2 separate regions of the Mus musculus genome follow, and region 1 is linked to region 2. A link is a loop called in an ENCODE intact Hi-C map of the cell type or tissue named here. Cell type or tissue: left cerebral cortex. All regions are shown on one strand. Links, peaks and the distances in the headings refer to the core of each region. The heading gives the core; the rest is flanking DNA. Region 1 holds the start of Psmd1 (proteasome (prosome, macropain) 26S subunit, non-ATPase, 1). Region 2 holds the start of Cab39 (calcium binding protein 39).

Region 1 (8,334 bases), core at 84-8,083, 270 kb before region 2:
CCAAGCTGGGAAAAATTTTATACAACGTTAGAATAAAATTTATTTACACAAAATTAACCAATAATTGCTGACTATGGTGGTCCATACTGTAATCTTAGCATTGTGGAGGTGAAGGCAAGAGAATCTCAAGTTTGAGCCTGACCTTGACTCAAAAATTAAAGTAATATAACTTAGAAAAACAGTAACATTTCAATTATTTCAGTGTGCCCAAATTAAAGTACCCTCTGCCTATCAAAAATAACAGACTGTAAATATTTATTTTTATATTTATCTGTTTATTGTGTGTGAGCACACATCACAGTGCGTACAACTTTTATAACTTGTGTGAATCAGTTCTCTCCTGCTAGCTGGGTTCCAGAAACTGAATTCAGGTACCAAGCTTGGAGGCAAAAGCCCTTACCCACTCAACCATGGTGCTGGCCTACAAAGGACAGAGGTTACCAAGTGATAAGCAATCTTAGCAAGCACAGCGCCCGCCACCTCACCTCATCCTCAGAGGGCCAGCAGTAACAAGACTAAAAGAAAGCTGTCTTCTCCAGAACAACACTGAGATTACTAGGAAAATGATAAATGGGAAATCTGTCCTTGTACCATAAATAAAACCAAATTTTCTCAAATATGTTTTCCGTATTGGTTATAAAATCATCTGGAACACTGAAACTGGTTAATTAAAATGTGTCCCTGTCATTTTATTTCAAAGGTGTAACCACTTGCTTCCACCTGCTAAATAAATTTTGCAAACAGCTCTAGCAGTTTGGGGGAAGCCACAAAGGAAAAAGTACAAGGTTTAGCAGTAAAATGAAGGCAACTTACTGTTCTAAAAGTGGAAACCACTGGGAAGTGGTGGTGCACGCCTTTAATCCCAGCACTTGGGAGGCAGAGGCAGGCAGATTTCTGAGTTCAAGGTCAGCCCAGTCTATAGAGAGTTCTAGGACAGCCGGGGCCACACAGAGAAACCCTGTCTCAAAAAACCAAGTTTAAAAAAAAAAAAAAAAAAAGTGGAAACCTTGGTATGGTGGGTTGTTATGACACATTCAGAAAAAGAGAAGGAAAGATAAATGTTAAATTAAATCAATTGACTATTGAAATACTTAATAACTAGTGTGTATAGGTGGGGGGATGTGGTCCAGATGGCAGACCAGAACAGCTGACATGTGGAATGATCTTAAGTAACACAGAACTTAATCCTAAAGACACTTGTTACCTAGCACAGGCAATGTTGCACTGGAATGACTTTTTTTTTTTTTAAACCAGAGGAGATGGATCTTTGGACTTTCCTGTGTAGCTTCAACTGTGACTGGTTTCTTACATGGTTTCCTGGCACAGCCTTCAATGATGAGCATGGCTAAATCAAATATGCTATGTACGCCTACACTAATTTTTCTATATAAAGACAAAACAGAATTCAACTTTGGATAGGTGAAGACCTAAGTGCGGTTTTTTTAAACGTTATTTTATTCTACATGCGAATGTTCTGTCATCATGTATGTATGTGTACTGTGTGTGCTCAGTGCTCACACAGAAGCCAGAAGTGGGCATCTGATCCCCAAGAACTAGAGTTAACTAGAGATAACTGTGAGCCACCACGTGGGTGCTGGGAATCAAACCCAGGTCCTCTGCAAAAGCAACAAGTCCTCTTCACTACTGAGCCATCTCTGTCACTCCTAACCTAAGCGCTTTTTAAAAACTTGCATGAAGTGAAGCTGGAGAGATGCTCAGTGGTTAAGAGCACTGGTTGCTCTTACAGAGGACCAGTGCTCAGATCCCAGCACCCTATGACAGCTCACAACCGCCTATAACTCCAGTTCTGGAGGATCCGATGCCCTCTTTTGACCTCCACAGGTACCAAGCCACACAGGTAGTACACATATATACACAAAGGTAAAAAACACTCACACACATAAAATAAATAAATATAAATAAAAATAAGAGCTTATGTCATTATAGAAACTTAGTAGATACTGTCTTTAATTGTTGACTCAATTAATAGCAATATTTTCATATTATTTATCAATATAGAGGTATGTCCTGGAAATATTACTTAAAAGTTGAAAATGGTCAATCCAGGAGGTCAGAAGAGGATAGATGGTAGAAAACTATTGTTTTAAAGCTTGTCTGTGTTACTTCCTCTATTTGCTAAATCCAATCCACTCAAATTCATGCTTCCTTCTAGTGAATAAGTACTAATAATGTCTTTGTTCCCATTCCCTTTCATAGTCAAATCTCTTGAAAAACCAAAACAAAACAAAATGGTATACACTGACCTCTTAGTCACCATTGCTTTTAGCAAACACATGTGCCCAGTGAGTGAATGAATGAAGACTAGACCCATGACTCTGGCCTTTGTAGTGCTGGGGAGAGATCCTAAGCCCAGGTCCTAAACTAGCTAACTAGAGCTGACTGGAAACAAAGTGTCAAAAAGGAACAGAAGCTAATGTGCTCTATAAACATAAAGGATACCTATAAATGTATACTATGTTATCGTCTCAGTGTTTCAGGGCAGGACCACAAAGCTTGCAGTCCTGACACAGCAAGGAGGGTTGATTTTTCTGTCTATTCCTACCAAGTCCTCTTTCAGTCAGCTCTAAAAACTCAGGGGACTGATGTCTTCATTCAAGGCACACTGTTTAACATCTGCCACACACTCGGCAGTGTCCTTAGAATTATGGAAGCAGGTCTCCTGACCAAAATTCTACTCTGGAGTTCAGTGTAACAGATTAAGACAAGTTAACATGGTCATTACAGAACTGTGATGCCAGTTAGTGTTTCTAATAGAGGGATAAAGTCGAGATGAACACTGGAGATTTACAACACCTCGTGAGAGAAAAGGCTAGAGTAGGAACAGAATGTACAAGAACTCTTAAGTAGGAGAGAGGCCGAACAAAAAGTATAGCATGTTTACGATGTAATGGGAATGAGAAATGCTACACAAAGTTCCCAAAGCAAATTTGGAACTAGAGGAATGAGCTTAGACAAAGTATTGGGGAAAAAAAAAGAAAAGTCTTGAGGCTCATAGCCTAGGCAAGAGACAAAGGTGGCCTGGACCACATTCCAAATGAGGTGGCTATCTCTGCGTCCACCCTAACAGTATTCTATTAAGCACCCACACAACTATGATCAGTGAAGCCACCACTTTGAAGACCAGTGGTAATGGCGGGGCCTAAGCCTATTCTTACAAGTGGCAAAAAATCTAGTATTTTCCTCCAGAGCTAATTGGAAAAAAGAAAAGAAAATGCTTCTTTTGATGGGAACTAAAATTCATTGCAATCATCTGTCTCTATCAGGACAAAAGTCTAACTTCAAGTCCAAACACTTCTTCACGTGTTTAAAAATAACCAGCACAGAGTGTAGTAGTACACTACACATTTTTAATCCTAGTATTTAGGAAGCAGGGGCAGGAGATCTCTGTGAGTTTGAGGTCAGCTTGGTCTACACAGTGAGTTCGAGGACAGCTAGAGCTACACAGTGAGACCCTCCCCACCGTACAGCATACTGTCTACTGAGAACCCGTTTGTTCAAAATCAAATACTTGTAGAACAAGTACAGAATAGGAATAACAACCAAGCAAGGGTACGCAAGCAGCCAGGGCTGAGAAAGCATCGAGACTGGGAACAGCTATACGCAGTTCAAGTCTGTAGTGGGCTTGAAAAATCTCCATGTAGAAGTTCATCTCCCTCCACACCTTCCCATTTCAAAAGCCATTACAAGTATCTACCATACAAGTGTGCGAAACCTGCTTTGCAGTCCTGAGGATCTAAACACACACAGTAAGGTGGCTCTCCAGTCAATGCTGCCTTCACTGAACGAGGTTCTTAGGTGAATACGGTAGCACCAAAAACCCAGCCACCTCAAACCTAATTTCGGACTTCCAGGAGAAGATATCTCATGCACAAGCCAGAAGCACTTAGTGTAGCAGTTAGGCTGCCAGGCCAGGACCTGCTATAAGATGCTTACGATGACACCGGGGCCCATCCCAAACCGAAACACCTGCGGGGAAGGATTGGGGGGTCACTCGACCAAGAAGCGGACAGAGAATAAAGGTCCAGCGACCGCCTAGGAGCCCGGTCTGGTCCTGGAACGGGGGTGTGGCTGGAGAGGGACGGCCGGGTGGCTACCTGGTCCTATTCCTACGAACCCCAGGGGCCTGCAGTGACCTGGCCAGTTTCCCAGCCCTCGATCCCCGAGGTGGGCCTCGGGCAGAGGGGCCTCGCAGGCCGGCGCTCGACCCGGAGGTGCCCAGTCACCCGCCCTGACTCAGCTAAACGCCGGCGCGGCGGCGGCTCCTCACTGGGGCGCCTGCTCCCGGCAGCACTCACCGGCTGAAGTGATCATGGCTGCGCCCTGCACTCGCCGATCCACTCGTCCACAGTCCTGGCCAAGCCCTGGATCTGTCAGCTCAGGGCCCGCTTGCTCTACCGCACCTCCAGGGTCCCGGGTGCGCTGCTCAGTCAGTCCCCTCCACAGGCCGCCGGCTCGCTTCTAGCCGAGGACCCCGCCCGCCCTAGGGCTGCCCGCATCTCCGCCTGAGGCTTGGCTCAAATTCACCGCCACGCTGTGTCTTTTATGCAGCTTCCGCCTCTCGAGATCATGCAACAAGGTAAAAAAACATGTCGTTGTTTTTTATAACTCTCCGTGAAGTCAGAGATCTGGCCGGCTGCGAACGGACATTCATTTCTAGTTGCAATCAGGCTTCAAAATAGACACCCTTGCAAAGAGAGGCCCACTCATCACCCGCCATTGCTAAGAGAATGAGTGTTAGGGGAGGTATAAGCATTGCTCGCAGCGCCACCTAAGGCTATGGAGGTCTCACTGCAATAATGCCCACCAACCCAAGACTACAGGGAAGTATTTTCTTAGAAAAGCGACTGAGGCAGAAGGATCTTGAATTCGAGGCCAGCCTGGGCTATAAAAGATCTGCTATCAAAGTAGGGGAAGGTGGTGGTGGGATAATGCTGGAAAGGCGACTTGGTCGCTTAAGTGGTTGCCATAAAAGCATGAAGACCTGAAGTTGAGTTAGGATTCCCAGTGGCCGGTGTAAACCCAGTGCTGGGGGAGGTGAAGGCAGGTGGATATCTGGGGCTTGCTGGCCGGCCTGTGTAGCCGGTTGGTGAGCTCCTGGTCTAGTAAGAGACTCTTGTTTCCAAAAAATAAAGTGGCTGGGTGTTGTGGTTCACACCTTAATCACAGCACTCAAGAAGCAGAGGAAAAGGCAGGAAGATCTCTGTGGATTTAAGGCCAGCCTGGCCTACAAGTGGGTTCCAGGACAGCCAGAGCTACAAAGTAAGACCTTGAGGAGTGTGGGGGTAGGGAAGGAAGAGTGGGAGAGCAATTGAGGAAGACACCCAATGTCAACCTCCGGCCTACTTGCGTATATGTGTATATATGTGTATATACATATACATGTGTATATGTTTGACACAAACTTGCCTCCATGCCTGTGTCTTTCGTACAGCCTCATCCAGCGAAGGCCCCCCTCCCCCCAAATATGAACATACACAAAAATAGACTGTCCAGGTGTCAAACATGGTGGTACACCCCTTGGGAGGCAATGGTAGGCAGATCTCTGTGAGTTCCAGGCCAGCCTCATCTCCATAGTGAATTCTAGTGAAGGAGGAGTCAATTGTGAGACCCTGTCTTAAAAAGGCTGGGTTGGTGGCAGTTCGGAGAGTTGCCTTTAGTGGTTAAGCTTCCAGAGAACCCAAGTACAATTCTGAGCACCCACATCGAGTAGCTCACAACTACTTGTAACTCCAGCTCCAGGGGGTTTGATGCTCTCTTTTGGCCTCCACAGGTACCTATACTCATGGGCACATAGACACACACAAATAAGTAATAAATACCTCTTTAAAAATAGAAAGCCTGTCTCTAAAATACAAAAACTTCACAGTACTTTATTATGATAATGAATGAACTAGTCTATCATAAATAAACAATGAGAATGGGGTGGGGGATCCTATACAATAGCCCAGGTGGTCTGCAAGCTTTCTTTGTAGCTGGGAGGTCCTGGAACTTCTGATCAAGGTCTGATTGGGGAATGCGGGGGATTACAGGTGTGCACCACAATATCTGTTTTTTGCAGCGCTGACAACTGAACCAGGGTCTCATGCATGCTAGATAAGCAACACTTTAACTGAACTACATCCAGAACCCCCATAAGACTTAAAACTTGACACCTGGAACTGCTAATACTGTACATTTTACGTTTCAAAAGGCAGAAGTCTGGCCGGGTGTGGTCGATCATTCAGAAGGCAGAGGCCAGGGAGCTCTGTGAATTCAAGGTCAGTCTGGTCTATAGTGAATTCCAGGACAGCCAGTGCTATGTAGAGAGACCCTGTCTCAAAAAAACAAAACAACGGGCTGGTGAGATGGCTCAGCTGCTCTTCCGGAAGTCCTGAGTTTAATTTCCAGCAATCGCACATGGTGGCTTACAACCATCTATAAAGGGATCTGATGCCCTCTTCTGGCATGCAGGTGTACATGCAGACAGAACATTCATACATTAAACAAATACATAAATTAAAAACACAGAAATATTAAAAAACAAAGCAAAAACAGAAGTATGTGATAATATATAGGAAAAAAATGTCAAAGGAAGAAACAATGCTGTATATTCTGTTCTCCTCCTAGCAAAAAGTTCCTAATGTATCTTCAGGATTTTGAAATGACAGTTGTGACTTTTACTTACTCTCTTCTTTAACTAAAAAATTATGTATATGGATGATGTATGTGTGTGTCTGTGTGTCCATGTGTCCGTGTGTCTGTGTGTCCGTCTGTCCATGTCCCTGTACCACATGCATGCCTACTGCCCTTGGAAACCAAAAGTGAGCATCAGGTCCCTTGATGGTTGTAAGCCACATGTGGGTGCTGGGAACCAAACCTTAGTCCTTTGGAGAGCAGCCGGTGCTCTTAATCACCGAGTTGTCTCTTTAGTCACTCTCAGGTAGCAGCTTCATCAGTAGACTTACTTCACTAGTCAATGCAGAGAAAATTTTGACAAAGGTTAGTGGTAAACAGTGATCTGTGTATGATGGGGAGTTACCAGGAATCGAATCCAGGGTCATGGTCCGTAATCACTTTAACATCTAGTCTTAGCCCTGGCCAACAGTTCTGTTGAGCCATTAGCTTCTCACCACCAAGCTGTTTGGATAGCAGTGACTGAAACCTATTTCTGTGGCCTTCTCAAAATCTAACATAGTGAAACAAAGCAGTGTTTTGCAGTTGCCAGCAAATTAAAAGTGATTGGTGACATACTTGAGTGTGTGTACTTTTTAATAATTTAGTACTTTGAAATCATACTTGCAAAAGGCAAACTCCTTTAAAGGAGTTGAGCCGATGACTCAAGTTGAAAGGCGCTTACCAAAGAGGAGTGCATAAAAGATAAGCAGATTGAGTGTCTGGGGTACACTTCTACAGAGACACCTTCACATAAAGACCCCTAGGAAGTCACAAGCAAATACCACAAAGTCATACAGGAGTGAAGTGAAGAACCAGCCTGCCTCCATCTTAGGCTTCAAAGCCATCTTATAGTAAAGACAAACTAGGTTCCCTCCTGTTTATGATTAAGCCTGTTTCTCAAGGCTTTGCCCGACTTGTAACCTTAACTACAAATGGTTCTGTGCCACGTTCCTCCTGTATGGCCCTCGACAGGCAATCATGTCTTTGTTTCAACCATCTTGCAACCCTTCCTGTGTTTCAAAAGGTTATAGGACCACCTATGAGTACCTTGTTATGACTAGCTGTTGCTATGACTACCTTGTTATGACTGTTGCTATGACTACCTTGCTCTGCCCACCTTTGTCTTTGTCTGAGGAGGTCATCAGGACTGACTTATTATAATGTTCTGTTCCTGTGACCCCCCCTCCTATTTTGCCCACCAAATCCCCTACCCCTGTGCTGTAGAAAGCCTTGACTTCCCCACATCCAATGCTGACCTCTCAAACCCTGCCTTAGGGGGAGCAAGCCTGTGGACACAAATACAAAGGCTTGCTTTAATTAATTGCTTGCTTTAGTTAATTTGGTCATGATGATTTGGGTCGGTGGTTTTTCTCCTCCCATCCTCTGGATTAACAAAAGCTCTATGAAAAACAACCAACCAGCTCAAAGGCCTTCGATCCAGTTCAGTGGTAGAGCCCTTGTGTCACATGTGTGAGAGGTCGTAGCCCAAGTCCCTACCTAATACTTCAGAGAAAATCAGAGCTCAGGTGCTGGGAGTGCAGCTCAGTGTAGATGTGCTTGTTTAGCATGCTCAAGGCCCTGTTAGATCCCCAGCACCACAAAAGATAAGGTGGGGGGAGGGTGAGAATCCATAGACAACGACATCATCCAAGGCAGTAA
Region 2 (8,310 bases), core at 1-8,000:
ATTCTCAGCATGCTATTCTCCCTTGTCTGTCAGTTTAAATTCACAGCTGCTATAGATCACAAGTCTATCTTCCTCTTCCTGGGTAAAGTTAAAATGACACTATGTAATACATGTAAGTTCTGTAAGATAAACATGGCACAGCAAAGGACCATACACACCAACACCTATGTATGTGTGCACACAGGATGCTGATGGTAATGAATGAGTTCAAGGCCAACCTTAGTCTACAGCCTGGTCTACAGCTTGAGTTAGTTACAGGACAGCCAGGGTTACAGAGAACCCCTGTCTCAAAAAACCAAAACCAAAACGCCCAACCAAACAAAAAACCAAACCCAAAACCCAACAACAAAAGAGAACCCAGGCACACCACCAAAGGTAACCAGAAGACACTCCCTGAAACTCTAATCTACTACTGAAGTTTATCTTTTATGCTTGTGGGGAGGGGGAATTTGTGTGCCTGTGTCTATATGTAAATATTTATAAGGCCAGCAGAACAAGTATCAACAGTCAGTGATCAACTTTCTCAGGAAAATTACACTCTTACTAACAAACAGTAATTGCTACAAAAATCTATACTTAAAAATAATGGACCAAAAGAAAGGCTTTGAGGGTATATATTTTTGCAATATACAACAGAGATTCACATAAGACAAACTGTAAAGCCAAACCCAATGGGACTTTTTAAGCTATTTCATAGTAATCGTATGAAAACTCAAGTCTTCAGGATGTGGTGCACACAACTGTAATTCCAGAATCTGGCTAAGGCAGAAAGATTATCATAAATTCTAGGCCAGCCTAGGCTACAAAGTTAAGTTCAGGCTAGTCTAGGGTACTGAATCAGACCTTTTCTCAAAAATACAGAGCCGGGCAGTGGTGGCGCACGCCTTTGATTCCAGCACTTGGGAGGCAGAGGCAGGCGGATTTCTGAGTTCAAGTCCAGCCTAGTCTACAGAGTGAGTTCCAGGACAGCCAGGGCTACAGAGAAACCCTGTTTTGGAAAAAAAGAAAATTACAGGAACAAAGTTGGGTGGTATTGGCCTTTAAGCCCAGCAGAGGCAAGTATTTCTGAGTTTGAGGCCAGCCTGGTCTACAAAATGAGTTCCAGAATAGCCAGAACTACACAGAGAAACCCTATCTCAAACAAACAAACAAACAAACAAACAACAAACAAACAAACCAATCAACCAACAAAAAAATTTAGCCTGACTTCTGATATCATGATCAAAAAGTAATTAGCTCTGTAGTCAGCCCTAGTATAGACTATTTTTTAGTAGTAGAACAAAGGGTAGGTGGGGCCACAACAGATTATATTGGCCATGAATATATTCTTTTTATCATGTCCTTCTTTAATTTTCTTTTTAAATTGTGTACACATGTGGGTATGGGAACATGAGTTCAGGTGTCAGTGGAGGACAGGAGTGTATAGAGCCGGGGCTGTACAGGAAGTTGTGAACCAAACTGGATGCTGGGAACCCAACAACAGCAGAACTCAGGTCCTCTGCAAGAGCAGGTCACACTCTTAACCTCTCCAGCCCCTCAGTGGCCTACTAAAAGTACTCCTGCTCACATAGCAGAGGTCTGTGTGCCCGTCTCCACTCCTGGCGATCACATAAATGTATTCTACCAACCAAAATACATTCAATAAGCAGCAGTCAGGACCAAACCTTGATGAGAAGCTAATAAACAGACTTCTAACAAGAAGCCTTAAGGGAACAATGCAACCTTGACAGGTAAAAGCCTAATAAAACATTTAAGAAAACTTTCAGACTGGTTCTATTGGTTCATGCCCAGCCCTTAGGAGGCTGAGTCGGGAGAACTATCTGGAATTTTAAAGCTAGCTTGGCCTCCACAGCAAATTCCAGGACAACTTGGGCCAGAGTAAGAGGTTGTTTCAAAATGCCAATAAATAAACAAATATATAAATAAATGTACTTAATATATTTTTAGGAAAATATACACAGAAAAAGATCAGAAAGGAAATATGCAAAAATGTTTACAGAAACAAAATCTAAGTGATAAGATTAAGAAAACTTAAAGAAAAAAAATTCCCAGTCTATTTTGTAATTCTAGCACTTAGAAACCCAATGCAGGAGGATGACAGGTTGGAAGACCTGAGCTACACTGTTTCAAAAGATGGGGATGGGGTGGGGGAGAAAGGAGAGATGGACTACTGCTTCCATGTTTCAAAGAGTATGTCTTACTTTAAGAAACAAAAATTAGAATAAAAAGACAAAGTCTCTTACTGTGATCTAGCCGGCTGGCCTGGCCTGGCCTGGCCCTCCTCCGTCTCCAAAGTGCAGAGGCTAAAAGCGTTCACCACCACCACCACCAGCAGCAGCAGCAGCAGCAGCTAGATCTTACTTTGATAAAGAAAAATGTAAGACTGAAAAAAAGTATGATTTCCTTGTACATATAAGCACTTACAAAACCAATAGTAAGTTCTAAGGCAATTCTTACAAATCATATATTGTAAGCATTTAGTAGTTACTAATTACTTGCTAATTTTTTTAAACCTGTAAAATAGAGCTTAAAAACTTTCACTTCTGGCTCTCCAATATTTTCATAACTAAAAATTAACAAGAAATTTTTTACTTTTCCAGAAAAATGGTGTGTGTCCAACTGTCTGTCTAGACTGTTAACAGTTCAGTTCTTATTACTATTTTTTTTTTTATAAATCTACAGTTTAATGTTCAATTCCAACACAGGGATCCAGAAGTTCTGATGCAATTTTAGAGAACTCACCAACGCAAATGCCTTGTGTGTAGAGAAGGTTAATTTAGGCACCTCTTTTAATTACTTCAGATAAGCACGCATCTAGTGACACTTTCTACAAAAGGTATTTTCCTTGGCTTGGACATAGATTTACTTAAATATCCCGGAAGCTGTCAAAATCGACCTCAAACTGCATTATATTTAGGAAACAATGCTAAGTCCTGACTGTGGCCTTCTCTGCTCGCCTGTCTTTCTCAAGAGCGCCTTTAATATGCCCTAGCATACATTTCCGGCCTCATGAGTCACTGAAAAATGAGTTCTAAGTTTTCCGTGGAAGGTCGTTCAAACAGCTCCTCTACAGCATTCAAAGATCTGACTCCAAATGCCTCTTTAGTCTACCCCACCTATCACGGCACCCGGTGATGGAATTGGCAACATTCGCATGCTCTTTGTACCTTTGTCCTCCAGCTTTGTTGCCCCTCCACGCCCTTCTCCACTGCAACCCCCTTCTCCCGAATCCAATCGAGTCTTCTAGACCCGGTTTAGCACCGCCTCGCCCAGGAAGCCTCCCAGGTTCGTGGGAAGGCGGAAACGATCGACAGGTCCAGTCACCCCGGAGCACCTTTCTAGCAATTGGTAGTTCCTAAACGGAACTTATCTATCCCCCTCCTGCCTGGTATCTTAGCTATTTGTGTACTCGTCTTATCTCTCACATCACCGCGTTAAAGCTCCCCAGGGGAGGGCACCTCCCGGCCGGGTTCACCTCGGAGTCGCTCCGGCACCGGCACGCAGTCGGCGTTTTGGATTGCTCCAACCGAACCCGGGAACGCGCCGAACGCACAATTCCTAGCCAGAAATCAGTTAGGCATTTTCCTGAAAGGTCCCCTACAAAGATAGTGTCAGCGTCCCGCTAACAGTGAGGCTACGCGGAGCCCAGGGCTAGGTGCTCGGAGTCCCCGGAGCGGCGGGAGTGACAGCTGGCCGGGCCAGCTCTACCCCGGTTAGTTGTAGCCCCGGCCGGCAGGCCCCCGGAGCCTAGTACGGGCGAGGACAAGGGCGGCGCCCGGAGCTCCGGCTGCTCCGGGCCGCTCCCGCCGCCGCCACCCGGGAAAATGGAGGCGGGTCGGGCGGAAGCCGGCGGGCGTCCGCGTCGCGAGCAGGGCCGGGCCGGGGGATCACTCACCGGGCTGGGCCGGGCCAGGGAGCTCCCTCTCTGCTTCGTCTCCGTCCCCGTCCTCGGCCGCCGCCGCCTCGGGCTGCTCGCTCGGTCCCCGCGGCGCGGCTCGGACGCTCCGGCCCTCCGTTGTCCTCCGCCCGCAGCTGCTCCGGGCGACGGGCTCCCGCGGCGGCGGCGGCGGCTGCGCGGGCGGACGGTGGCCCAGGGGTTCCTGCTGTGGCCGCCGCGGTGCTGCGCTCGGTAGGGCTGCGGCTGTGGCCGTGAGGTCCCGCACTGCCTTCGCCTCTGAGGTTGTCTCAGCCTTCGCGCGGCTACTGAAGCCCCAGACTCTCTCAGGCCGCGCGGCTCCTGGCGCCCCGCGCCCAGCTCCGGCCTGAGCCCGGCTTTGACGTGCGCACTGCGCAGCCGCCGAAGGCGGGACGTCGGGCGGCGCCGCAACGCCCTCTGCGTACTCGGGCGCCCCCGGACGGCCGGGCGGACTCGGGACGCCTGAGTCGCCGGCAAGTTGAAGAGCTGGGGGCACTGAGAAAAAGCAGAAGGGGAGCTGGAGTCGTCGTCTATGCGCCCCTTACTTGCTAGTTCCTGGAGGAACACAGTCCACTTCCTCAAGTCTTAAAACTTTACATCTGCGGAGGGCTCAAAACTGTTCAAATGGGTTCTTTCATGCTTGGGCAGAACCTGTAACTTCACTTTGGCATCTCCTGACAGGGGAAAAAAAGTGATGAAATATTCCAAAGAAACAAGATCCAACAAGGGTACATATCCTACTTTTTCCAAAGTGGATTTTAGTGGTGCATGCCTGTAATCCCAACACTGGGAGGTGAACTCAAGAGAATTAGGAGTTCAAGGTCATCCTAGACTTCACAGGTTTAGGTCAGCCCGGGCTGTGTGAAAAACTCTGCCTATAGATAGATAGGGAAGCAAGTTCCATGAAGAAAGAAAGAAAGAAAGAGAGAGAGAGAGAGAGAGAGAGAGAGAGAGAGAGAGAGAGAGAGAGAGAGAGAGAGAGAGAGAGAGAGAGAGAGAGAGAGAGAGAGAGAGAGAGAGAAACAAGTGCCATGAACACACACCCAGAGGAATAAAATAATGCATTACAGAGATCTAATGACAGAGTCTGGAACTCAAAAATGCTACATGTGTGCTCCTTTGCTATATGCTTAACAATGGGACAGGATTTTGGACAGCTACAGTGTGCTAAGGAAGTGGTTTCCTGAAGGAAGCAAGGCGATGTGAGCCTCCTGTGAGAACTTCAATACTTGAGAGAAGCAAGCTATCCATAGGATTTGGAGCAGGAAAGGGCCAGGCTTTGGCGTTTTAAAAAGGTCGTGATCAGAGGCAGGCGAATTTCTGAGTTTGAGGCCAGCCTGGTCTACACAGTGAGTTCCAGGACAGCCAAGGCTACACAGAGAAACCCTGTCTCAAAAAAAAAAAGTCGTAATCACTGTTACTGCGATATGAAGATCAGAGTGAAGGGCCGGAGGAATTCCACAAATACAGTAGACGGGGGTTGCTGACACCCTATAGTAGGGCTCGGGGGTATAGCTCAGGCTATACTATAATTATGGTAGATTCTGGATTCAGTCGTGGGTAGTTTGTATGCACACAAAGAAAGCTGAGACAAAGATGAGGGAGATAGAGAAGATAACACGTATGAAGTATCCATAACAATAGAGAAGATCACTCAGACATGGGCTCAAGCCGATAGAAAGTCTCTATTACCAGCCAGTGACTACTCTGGGTGTTTGGGGTTCAAGTATAGTCCTGAGCCTTTCTCAGGTGAGTTTGTTTGTTTATTTATTTATTTATTTTACAACTCAATGGCTCTCCCCGCCCCCCTTTTTAAGTACACACACACACACAAAACCATATCCTGGCTTGTCACACCTCGGTTAGCAAGAACAGTCATCCAGTCTAGTTGCAGAACTACAAAAGCCAAAAAGCAAGATTAGTTCCTTTATGGACTTTCCCGGAACTATGGACTTTGATGGATTAGGTCTTTGTTCTCTCTTGTTTTTGGCAGGTATTGCTGCCTCTATCCTGGGTCTCAGGACCTGAATGGTACTTTCATCATGGCATCTGTTGTGCTAAGGTCTGGAAACCTGTTACACTATAATCCTAGTTCTAGCAAAGCAAAGACTGTAAATTTGAAGCCAACCTGATCTAAGTAGTGAGTTCCAGGTTTCTAGCGCCACATGGCAAGATCTTGTCTCAACACACCACCCCCTTTAATTTGTGTGATCTTGTTCGTATATGTATGTGTCTGTGTGCTCAAGCATGTGTCAGTCAGGTATAGTAGTAGTGCACACCTATAACCCTAGCCCTTGGGAGTGGTGGGGGGAAAATGAAGAATTCAAGGTCATTCTCGGTGATATGCAGTGACCAGACAGATATGTGGTGTCAAGAAACAAGCAAACAAAACCATTAGCATATTAACACTTAAAATCCATTCAACCAAGCATAGTTCATCTTGGACATGTTGAACACTTCTAGGGAAACTAGCCAGACTGGTGAAATTTCCCTTGCAAAGGGCCAAAGGCTGCACCTACCTTCTACCCACAGTTACAGAGAGAAGATGCCAGACAGCTTTTGATGGCCTCTTACAGAATCGGGCTATTTTCCATATTCTTCTATTGGGGACGGGAGGGCTCTGGAAAGCTGTTTCTACTAAACTATTTCTCGGGCCATGCCACTTTCTGGAAAGTTCTGCATCTTCATTTTGAAACATTCTCAGGGGGCCTTTGTTTTCCTGTGTGGTGGCCACAGAACACTGGGTTCTGTGCTTGCCTGGGCTGTTGCTGTTATTGTCTCCCTAGAGCCTGTGCTGGTCCTGTGTAAATCTCCCATCATGCCGTCTCTTCCTCTTCCTTGCTGATGCTGGGCCACCGGATGGAGGCACTTCCCTCCCTTAATTAGACCCTCTAGGAAAGGACTTTGGAGCCTGACTCATGGCTTCCCTCCCACCCCACCCAGTGCCTTCATTCACCTGGCTGTATCATTGCAGCTCACCCTATTGGATACGGTCCCTTTACTGTGCTATCCCAATGACCTTCACATCCACTGTACGTCAGCAGCCACTAGGCTAGCCCCACCCTGGACACTGCAGTTTCCACCATGGCTCTGCTCTTGAAGTTTGAACTCTCCAGCACTCCTGTTTGCCTCCCTTCCCATCCACCCACCAGTCCACACCCTCAGACTCACCAAACCTGCTCCAAATCTCATTAGAAATTTGTTTATTTGGCAGGTGCTTCTTGAGAGTAAACTAGGACCTCGAATTATGGCAGCGAAGCACTGGCTGATAGGTAGCTCCCCTCAGCGTCCAGGAAAGACACAGGCACGAATGGGCAATTACAGGAGAGGGAGGCAGGAAGCCTGTAAGAGACCTAGGACGTTGAATAATGGGGTTCATGTTTAAGGAGAAACATGAAAGAAGCACAAAAAGCATGGTGAGTTAGAGGACCGGCCTATGTGCAAGGACTTCTGTATGTGAAGCGACTTGGGGGTAGGGAGGAAGGGAATAGATAAAATTGGAAAGATAAGCAAAGCTGTAATCATTGAAAACCTATGTCCTCCAGTGCTAAGGAGCCTGGACTTCAGCATGGATGCTCTGGGAGGGTGGGTAGGTACACATTGAAACTTTGTCATTGAATGCTGCGTGCACAAGTGTTTGGTTTTTGTTGTTTGTCACTCCACCCCCACCCTCACCCCCAGTGCAGAGCTCAGGGTGAAATCCAAACCCAAAGCATTGTCCCTGCTGGACAAGCACCGTGCCACAGAGCTGTCGTCCAACACCGCATTCAGATGTGTACTTCGGAATGCAGAACACCTCTCTAATCAGACATACATGGAACCACAGGAGGGCCAGGATACAGACAGTGAGACCAGCAAGAGGCTACTCTCAAGTCAGGCAAGAGGTAATAGGGTCTGAGCTAGGGTCGGCCACAGTGCACCTCCTCCAGAGTCAACGTGAATCTGATTGATATTTGTAGAGGGAACTATGTAATGGAGATAAGAGAGAAGGAAGACTCCGGGAAGAGAACTGGCTTTGATCTGGGAAACTGTTTGGATGGTAGAGCTATTTACTTAGATGGGCATTATCTGGGAGCAATCAGAAGCCGGGAGGAAATCCAGGAAAGCAAGACTAATCAGCAATCTAAAGAAGGGTAAGAGGCAGGAGGCCTGAGGAGAACCTGCTGGGAACTGCAACAGCTTCCTGGAGAACATAGGGAGTGAAGAAGCAGTAGCCAGGGGGTGGTGGCGCTCGCGCCTTTAATCCCAGCACTTGGGAAGCAGGGGCAGGCAGATTTCTGAGTTCAAGGCCAGCCTGGTCTACAGATTGAGTTCCAGGACAGCCAGAGCTACACAGAGAAAACCAAAAAACAAACAAACAAAAAAAAGGAATGAAGAAGCAGTCCGGAGTCAGA

Evidence for each region. Hi-C counts contacts between places; a loop is a spot of excess contacts. Peaks named below come from ENCODE experiments on the same cell type or tissue, not always from the same donor. Only the 100,000 strongest peaks of a DNase experiment are listed, where the experiment ranks them.
Region 1: it touches region 2 in a loop (14-fold over the local background); 1 of 42 quality-filtered maps calls a loop at or near these places.

What each region holds. Positions count from the first base shown.
Region 1 is chr1:86,060,788-86,069,121 of GRCm38, reverse strand. It overlaps Psmd1 (proteasome (prosome, macropain) 26S subunit, non-ATPase, 1), which reads right to left and starts at 4,503. Exons shown (of 25, transcript NM_027357.2): 1 at 4,317-4,503. The coding sequence starts at 4,332. In left cerebral cortex, for the core only: CTCF peaks have their summits at 4,788 and 6,473 (motif pointing left); DNase peaks (open chromatin) are centred at 3,885, 4,507 and 4,745; H3K4me3 peaks cover 1,799 bases; H3K27ac peaks cover 1,085 bases.
Region 2 is chr1:85,789,407-85,797,716 of GRCm38, reverse strand. It overlaps Cab39 (calcium binding protein 39), which reads right to left and starts at 4,276. Exons shown (of 9, transcript NM_133781.5): 1 at 3,896-4,276. In left cerebral cortex, for the core only: a CTCF peak has its summit at 4,359; DNase peaks (open chromatin) are centred at 3,237, 3,481, 3,633 and 4,322; H3K4me3 peaks cover 2,021 bases; H3K27ac peaks cover 1,330 bases.